Regions from separate parts of the Mus musculus genome. Here region 2 is linked to region 1. A link is a contact called in ENCODE Hi-C or POLR2A ChIA-PET data. All regions are on one chromosome and are shown on one strand. Each heading gives the region's core, a stretch centred on a gene start or an enhancer-like site at or near the end of the contact. The rest is flanking DNA. Distances are from core to core; before and after follow the strand shown.

Region 1 (4,408 bases), core at 1,747-4,246:
GATCATCCCGGGTAAGTGCGCAGTGGTGACTGCGGGCGCACGTGGGGTCAGGGAGGAGACACAGGACCCCAAGACCTTGGCCGCCAGACAAAGCCGTGCTAGAAGGGGCTGCGAAGCTCCTTTCAGCTTTCCTAAGAGGGACTTGTGTCGGCTCTGAAAGTAGCAAAGTACATTTTTGTGTTCCCTGCTGGCAGCGGCGTGTATCTGTCAGGGAACTGGCGGGACCCAAGCGTCTGTCTGGAGGCTGGTTCCCCCAAGTGGGCCACCAGGAGTCAGCGCCTGTGGGCGGAGTGTTGGGGTCCTCCAGGTTTCCGGGGGAGGGGGTTATCCCTGACCAGAGGCTGCCTCTTGCCATCTCTACTGGGCTCTTTTTCCTAGTCGTGTTGGTTATGCCGGGGGGGGGGGGTCTCTTGGGGGGGGGCATCTTTGGCGGTCATGTTGATGAGTGTGGATGAGTCTTAAAGATCTGCACAGGATTTCCTCCGAGTTTGAGACTTTTAAATTCTCGAACAGTTACGTCAGCGGGGCCGAGCGCACTTCTGGGCTCCAGGGCGGCACGTGACCCAGCCGAGCTTCCCTCTAGGCGTCCTTTGGCTCAGCTAGGCTGCCACCGGGTTCTCTTACTTTGGGTGTTGTGCACAGGCAGCTTCAGACGTGCTGTGATTGCCTAGGAACACGCCTCTATATACCTGCTGTTTTCTTAAGTCCCGCGTTGGTCTTTTCTTAAAAAGTGGCGACTCGATACACGGTTGTCTTATGGTGTCAAATGGAGAGAGACATTTGTGGTAGCTGGTAGAAATAGAAACACCGGAGGGGAGAGGAAAGGGCTTGCTGAATGGGTTTACATGTGCCCTGTGATCACCCCAGGTCCCCATTGAACAGTCCGTTCAATGAGGGGTCCCAGGGCAGACTCCTATTTGTTTTATCCCAGAGGAAAGCACAGTTCTCTTATGAGGCAGAGAGAGCTCCCGATCCATTTCTCTGATACCCTGTAGAGTGGCCACATTTAAAAAGGGGCCACACTTTCTTTTATATGGAGCAATGACTTTGGCTGGTTTACATCCATTCAGATCTACATGTAGATTTTAGTGGTGAGTCCCAACTTATGCTTTTGGGCTGACAGTTTGAATGTGGAAGGGAGACTAGGGCTGGCTGGCTGTGCTGGCCAGCGCGTGGAAGGATTTTCATGGGTCTCTTCTTCACAGGCCCAGCCCTGTCCTGGGCGTTTTTCTCTAAGGAGACTTGGAGCAGGATATAATCCGGCAGCTGGCCCCTTATACAGTCACTAGGGTGGACTCAGTCTCTAGGCCACCTCCTTCTTCTGATGCCACTCAAACGTTAGGTCCCAAGCTAGGTGCAGTGCCGTGTGCCCTTAATCACAGCTCTGTGGCATGGTATGTTGAATATGGTAGCCAGCATTTAAGACCCATCTTAAAAGAAACAGTTAGCTCAAGCCTCAGAGTATGTTCATGGAGTATGGCCTGCTTATATTCCAGTCATTCATACCCAGGCATCTTTGCTTACGGAAGTCTGCAGATCAGTTCTTGGGGCCTCTGTGAAACCTAGATAGAATTAGTCCTTCCCCTCTGTTGCCAGTGCATGGACTATTTAAACTGAAAGGACACTTTAAGATCAAGGTTTCCCGTAACAGATTTGAAAAAGAAGCATGGACGTGCAGGGTCTCAACTAGGATTGCATTCCAAAGTGGGGCTCCAACACAGGACCCCAGACTCCTGACCTGGTTGTGTAGGTGTCACAGCACAGGCAGCCTCTGGTTTTATTTGGTATTGCATTGGTGTTGTTTGTTTGTTGTTTCTATGGAGACAGACTCTGCATGAGGAAACGACATATCTAGCATCTAGTTTACAGAACTACTTCCATAAAAACTGGCAGGGTTCTGGAGAGGGGGTGGTTGGTGGCAGTTGAATGACTTCAAGACTGTAAGGTCATGTGTGTGTGTGCATGCGTGTGACAGAGAGAGAGAGAGAGAGAGAGAGAGAGAGAGAGAGAGAGAGAGAGAGAGAGCACAGGTGCATCTGTATCTGATGGGCAGACTTTGATAGGGGTCAGCACCCCTTGGAAGGAATATCTAGAAACACAGAAGGGTATTTCTGGTTGCCTTGGTGACCAAGTGCACTATAGGCACATGGTGGGTGTGGGTCAAGGGCACTTTGCATGGGACAGGCCTGAACAACCGGGAATCGGGAATTGCTACTCCAAGTAGCAGTAGTGGCCTAAGTGGAGGACTCTGCCAAGGTCACAGGAATTCAAAAGATACTTTTTAGGAGGATGTGGAAACAAACCTATCTATGGCAGCCAGGTTCTAAGCTGTAGTGTGGATGAAGCTAGAAGACAAGGAAGGTGTAGCGGAGAGCATTGGCAAGATGCTGATGGGGCTAGCAGACAAGGAGAGTGTAGTGGAGAGCATCGGCATGCATGTGTGCACATGGATGTGTGTTTTCCTGGGATTTGGTCCCTTGGCCCAGAACACGGTCCTTGGATCATCATGGTTGGGTCTGGCAGACTCCTGCACCTGCGCACAGACAATCAGAAAGTTTGAGAAGTTGACAGAGTCAGTGGCTGAGGTTGTCCAGAGGAGCAAATCTAAGAAAGAGAAGGCTCACAGCCAGGTCACTGGGTCTCTCCCATTGTGACCAAGGTCTGTGAAACCCAGCTTGGGGATGGATCTTTTGCTGCCTCTGCCCCAGTGAGGTCACAGACCTTGGTTTATAATCTGAACAATCATTTTCACAGCGACTCCCTTGGATGACAAAACATTGTAACAGATTATGAAATAATTTGAGAGACGTGAGAGGCATGAAAACAAAGACTCAGGAGAAACAAAGGTTTGCCAGGCAGGGCCTCTAAAATTAGAGCAATGGTCTCCAGAAAACATAGTAATTGCTGGTGGTGGAGGCTCCATTCTGGACGTGGGGGAGGGGCTCAGCACCACCCTGCTCTCCGTCTCCCCTGTGTACTCTGTTACAGGGTTTCAGCTTCTCGTCTAGCTAATGGATTCAGGCGTGCCAGTTAAGAGAAAGCAAAGTTCTCGAGACTCATTTCCCCTGGGGCGGGAGGGGCAGTGTAGAGATTGCCAAGGATTTAGAGACAAAGACTCAATCGTACCAGCCCTGCCTCCCCTCTTACCAGCTGTGTGACCTTGGGGGAGTCATGGACCATCTAGGGGGCCTCTTCTCTTTAGTCAATAGTAGGGGTAGTTATCCTGGCCCCTCTGCTTCATGGAGCTGTGGTCTGTTGGTGAAGCCGCATACATGAAGACACTGGCAAACTGTAGAGTGCTTTGCAAAGGAACAGTACCCTGTGTTAGTAGTTTCTACCTCACAGGTGCCTGCTTATTGGCGGTATGTTTCCTGGTATCTGCTATAGCCTGTGGTTATTATTATTATTAGGTATTATTGTAAAGTGTAAGCAAGGGGCCGCACACATTCGAAGCTACTGACTGGCCTCACTCTCTAGGAGCAAGGTAGCTGGGATCCTGTATGCTTTCTCTAGATGAGGTCCAAATAAAGTGTGTGGAACCTGATTCTGCTCACAGAGGACAAATCTGGGTAGAAAGAGACAGAAAGAGAAAGCTGTTGCTCCGTTGGTTGACTTCTGCACTGTCTTCAGCCCTATTGGTTCTTCTCATTTGGGGTCATGTCCGTAGTAGCCCCCCCCCCCCCCCAAATCCATGAGCCATCTCAGTGTCTGCCATTTAGACTTAAAAGCAAGCGATCACCATTCTTGGATTTGAGGGCATGGAGGCTTCAATCATACCTGTTTTGAGCACATTCTGGACAATGTTCCGTTCAGTTGCATCTATTCCCCTCTTCCTGGTATTGTGCACGCAGCCCTTCCTTAGCCCCAGGCTTCTGTGGCTTTTGGTTGTCCAGCTCCCCTCTTCCCACCACAGGGAAAGGCCATGTTATGTTACCTCTTCCACTTGACTGAACTGTGTTCATCTCCCAAGTTACCTGGCCTAGGAGTCTGTTTTCTAAACATACCTGCTTATAGTACCAGAGCCCTAAGATCAGATCTGGCTCTGTGAGGTCCTGCTGGCTTTGGGGAGACTCCCATGGTTTGAGGGAACATTTTGGTTTCAGAAGAGATGATTGCTTTCTGGGGTGATTGCCTTCAAGCCTCAGTGTTCTTGGCATTTGGAAAATATCCTAGGCTTTTCTTGGTGTCTTCGGCCTTGAAGTGGGCCAAGAGAGGGCCAGTAAACTTAGTACCAATCAACCTTGTGTAACTAACTTTCAGACAGATGCTCCTTAAATGAGTCGCATGTTTACCTGTGGAGTTGAGCAGGAATCAGATCCAGAGATGACTCCAGCCAAGACAGACAGCATAGGCCCAAGTGAGAAGTCAGGGCTTTTAGCCAAAGCTGCATCTCAGGCTCTGTTCCCAG
Region 2 (4,654 bases), core at 747-3,246, 720 kb after region 1:
GTATTTTGAAGAGAAAATGGAGGAAGCTGGCAAGTTGAGGGTAAAGAAGAGGCAAGAACCAAGGGAAACAGGTTAACTGGGTAGACAACAGTGCTTTCTATTACTTTAGTGGAAAAGAGGAGAGCAAACTTCATAGTTTTTTTTTTTGAAGTAATGAACTTGATCTAGGGTCAATAAATGTTTAAATCTGTAATGATTGCAAGTAGACTGATCCTGAATAATTTCTAGACATTACTGCTCAGTTGATGGAATTATTGAGTATATGTGAAGCCTTGGGTTTTGCTATCACTTCAAAGTACAACTAAGAATATACAATTGAAAAGTGAACCTCGATGTAAACTTGAACATCGTGTAGGGAAATATAGTGTATGTTCATGGTACAAGCATTTGACGGGGTGTGTCCAGTTACACAAGTGCATACAGAGGGCAGAGGGAAGCCATTCCTGTCGGTTGCCTTGAGATGGGGTTTCACCCGGGTTTTCACAGCTCTCTGGGTACACCTGTCTCCAACCTGAAATGTTGGGTTACAGGCACAAGCAGCTTTGCTATTCACACCTTCTGACATGGTACATGGTAGAAGAAGAAAATAGTAGGGATAAATAAATTCATATTACATTGTATACCTGTGTGGAATTCTCAAGAATAAAGGATTTGTTAAGAATTAGTTGAATGTGTTATATATATATAATATTTCATATTAAATATATTATATATATATACACATATATATTCTCCCAAAATAGCCATGATTTTGTTGCCTGAAAAACCAAGGAAACTTGTGTGGGTATGGAGAAGGATGAAGAGAAGCAAATGGTTTAGGATAGGCCCTTGTATTGGGCCAATGGCAACCATGTGAGAGGAAGAGCTTTTCCTCTCCAACCAAGAGAGACAGAGAACGTTATGCACTTCATCATGCACCACACCACACTTAGCAGCCAATTCTCCTCTGGGTTTTGCTTCTTATTTTTGTTTGGTCTTTTGAGAACAGGTCTCACTCACACTGTAGCTCTGATTGGTCTTGTATTCTCTTTGTAGACCAAGCTGGCCTTGAACTTACCATGACTCTCCTTACTGCCCCTCCAGAGGCATGTACCACCCTTCTTATGTCAGCTGTAGTTCACTTCAGCACGCACTGATTTTGTTCTTGAGTGATGACTACAGTTTGAACACATCTTTTATGAATAAAAAGTACCATAAAAGCTTATTTTTCTTATACCACACCCCTCTCACACATTTTTATTTGGTAGTTCTCTGAGGTCTGTCAGTCTGTGTTTTTAGGAAGGGTAAAGAGTTTGACACAGTCTCCTGTAGCACAGGCTTGCCTCAAACTCTTGCTCCTCCTGTGTGCTGCTATGCTCCTATGCGCAGCTCCTTTCTGAGTGCTGGGATCATACCCCAACTCCAAGCTCGCTAATATTTACAAAAAAAAAAAATTCTATAATCCGAGTTTTCTGCCAGCATGTATTGGGGATAAGGATGTGCATTTCCGGTCCTATTTCTTCCCACTAGCTGCCACCTGGCAGCCCAGGACTCAGGAATATTCAACCATTGCTCCCTTCAAGCCCAGAAAGAGAGAGAGAAATATGCTGTCCTCGCTTCACCGCCTATTTGATGTCCCGCACTTTACCTTTCAAAGCCTTCCTTTAAAGGTTTCTAGTCTCTCTTTGTACAGAGGATGCCCAACGTAACCAAACCAAACAGGAAACCCTAATGGCTTGAAGGTGGGGCAGGGAAGTTGATAACATCTGGAGTAAACCCAACTCTGGGACCCTTAAAGTGTCCAGAAAGTATGAAAAGAAGCGCCAAGGACACCTGGCCTAGGGTACTAGGGTCAGGGACAGCTGACACATGTTATTCACAAGGTCCAGAGGGCCACCTGAGTAGCAGCCTGGACTAAGGCATCTTCTCTGGACTCGCATCCTCGCTTGTTGCTCCTCCTCAACGTCGCCAGAGGGCGCGGCGTGGTGCTGGGGCACTGCGCCTGCGCACCCGGCGCAAAGGTTTCTGGAGACTGCAGCAAGGGCATGAAGACCGCGGCGGCTCGTGGGGCCACTCGCAGAGACGGACAGCCCAAACTAGGACTGTGCGTCCTCTGCGGCTTGCCGGCGGCCGGAAAGTCGACTTTTGCACGTGCGCTGGCCCTCCGCCTGCGGCGGGAGCGGGGTTGGGCCGTGGGCGTCCTCTCCTACGACGATGTGCTGCCTCTTGCGCTCCCGGACTGCGATGGCACACAGCCTCGGGTCAGCATCGGGTGGGGGCGGACGGGTTTGCAGGCTCGGCCCAGGCGGTGAGGCTGTGGGTGGATCCTGCAGTGCCTGGGTGGGAAGGGAAGCCTGACCGGAGCCGGTGGCTAGGGGAGCTGGCTAGCTCCGCTCTGTAGACCTTTTTCGGAATAATATGGTCAGAGCTTTGTAGAGGTGTTTATGCCAAATTTGGTACGTTCACATACTGCATATTCTATGCAGTGGAGCTTTAAGATAAGGCCTAGCTATGTTGTCTGGGTTAGTCTCAAACTCCCGAGCTCAAGGATCACCCAGACCCCTCCCGTACAAGAGTCCTAAGGCAGAGTGAAGTTTTACATTTAGTGTACAAGGTAGACATCCTAGGCAGATACACCCTGATAATAATCCCTTGGTAGTTTCTCCGTAGCGCCTAGGACCTAGGCAAAGAAAGGGATCTTTAAAAAAAAAAAAAAAGGTTAAAACCAGAATCTGTAGGACTGGAGCTCTGTAGCTCTGTACCATTTTGGAACTCCCCATGAGAATAAAGAATACAAGTGATAAATAACAAAATTGCTAGGTCCCTCCAGGAAAGTTTTACCAAACCAAGGGCCTGGTCTGCCAATAGTATTGAAAAACGTGGTGATTTCTTGGTTGACAGCCAGGTGGAGTGATAAGCTTGAATTGTATGTGCCAAGTATATACTCCTTAATCCTTGCATTTACACCCCAGTGAGGTGCACCCCTGCTGGAAGCCGACTACATGGCAATAGAGTCCGGTCTCCAGTTGCATACTTAACTCTAAAGCAGATATCTCCTGACATCTTAAATTGTTACATTTGTTGCTTAGTGCTCAGGTGTAGAAAAGTTACATGAATTTAAGGCAAATAGGATGACTACATTTTCTAAGTATATTCAGAGTACCCGCACACAAAGATAAGTATATGCAAAGCCTCAGTGTATTTGGAATGTGGGAAACATGTATTTCTTCATCAGAAGATGCCGCTTCTGCTTTGGCTCTGAGGACAACAACAGCATTGTAATTGGGTAACTTGTAGGTAGGACTCCCGCCACGTTGGAGGAAGATAATGGTTACTGATGAGGATTGGCTTGCCTTCGCCTTTATTACTGCATTTTTATTTTCTCCACTCCCTCCCCCGCCCCCCACCCCAGGCCTTATTTGGTCAGTGTGGTTAGAAAATCTCCACCCTTTAGGCAGTGACACACATTTCCTTCTCTGGGTTAATCTGGGGTACTTTTTTGTAGATAGGGCAAGAGCAGGGCTCCTCTCCTGCCCTTTTGTATCTCCTCCAGTCTTGACTGCAGAACCACTCTCCTCTCACCATCCCTCAAAACACAAAACTACCTGTATTCTCAGGCTCCTTGTCTCCTTCCTTCTGTTTCTGCCATCTTTCCCAATCTCACAATCCAATTGTTGGCCTGAGGTCTTCAAATTTTGACCAAAGGACCTTCAAATGGACTTGTCTTACTGGTTGGTATCCCTTTTCATTCCAAGAACAAACCAACATTGGCATAGCTTAGGTTGTTTTAATCCAGCAGGATCTTGGTTGTGGCTCTTTTGGTCTCCTATATAAAGGGATTTCATTCTCATATATTCCTGCATGCACGCACCCATCCATCCATCCATTTCGGACACATTTCTAGAACACCTGTAAGGTGCCAGCCAGCCTCTGTGCTGGCGGCGGGTGGTCTGGCAGGGAGAAATATGAAGGTGCACAGAAGTACCTGGCTGATACATGCCCTGTTAGAATAGGGACAATGGACAGAATAGGGCTGGATTGCCTTCTACATAATTGAGTCTGACAACGCTTCACACAGCTCTGGGACTTTGGAAATATTCCAGGGAGAAAGGGTGCAGGAACTATAAAGACGGGAAGGTATGAGGAACGGCGTCACCTGAGAGCTGCACGTGCTTCAGTATTGTGGCGTGCAAGTTTAAATGGGAAGAGGATGGCAATAAAACAAGACAATGAGCCTACTGGCCAAAATTCAGGCATGGTGTCGCATACCTTTACTCACAGCACTTGTAAGGCAGGGGCAGGTGGATCTCTGTGGATTCAGAACAGCTGGGGCGATTATACCCTCCCTGTCTTGGGAAAAAAAAATGCCTAATATAAATTTCAATTCTTTGTTGTTGTGTTTTGTAGCCATCCCAGTGGAAAATGTTCCGACAAGAACTGTTAAAGCACCTGGAATGCTTCCTCGTGGCGGTCATTAGTGGGGCTCAGATGTCTGCCCCACCCAACAGGACTGAGGCCGTGTGGGAAGACTTCATAACCTGCTTAAAAAGTCAGGATTTGATGATCTTTCCTACAGCACTAGAGGCCCAGCCTTGCCACCTCTTGGCAAAACCTGCTGTTTCTAGACCTTTGTTTTTGGTGTTAGATGACAACTTTTATTACCAAAGTATGAGAT

Evidence for each region. Hi-C counts contacts between places; a loop is a spot of excess contacts on that map. ChIA-PET counts read pairs that join two places held with the same protein, here RNA polymerase II (POLR2A).
Region 2: a loop to region 1 is called in a map of regulatory T cell, with 6 times the contacts of the local background. The contact joins the promoter of Pstk here to the enhancer-like site in region 1. A Hi-C loop is called at or near these places in 1 of 37 maps with a recorded cell type or tissue (regulatory T cell). POLR2A ChIA-PET finds 5 or more read pairs at or near these places in 1 of 5 experiments (embryonic stem cell).

Annotation. Positions count from the first base shown.
Region 1 is chr7:130,646,420-130,650,827 of GRCm38, forward strand. The region is part of intron 3 of Tacc2 (transforming, acidic coiled-coil containing protein 2); the gene reads left to right. Among named protein-coding and RNA genes, the nearest start is that of Gm39098, 2.7 kb to the left of the region's middle. Within about 2 kb of position 2,997, at least 1 of the 3 ENCODE cell types and tissues checked has a DNase peak (open chromatin) inside an H3K27ac peak, as active enhancers do.
Region 2 is chr7:131,369,150-131,373,803 of GRCm38, forward strand. Pstk (phosphoseryl-tRNA kinase) reads left to right here and starts at 1,997. Exons shown (of 6, transcript NM_001039534.1): 1 at 1,997-2,240; 2 at 4,387-4,654. The coding sequence starts at 2,025.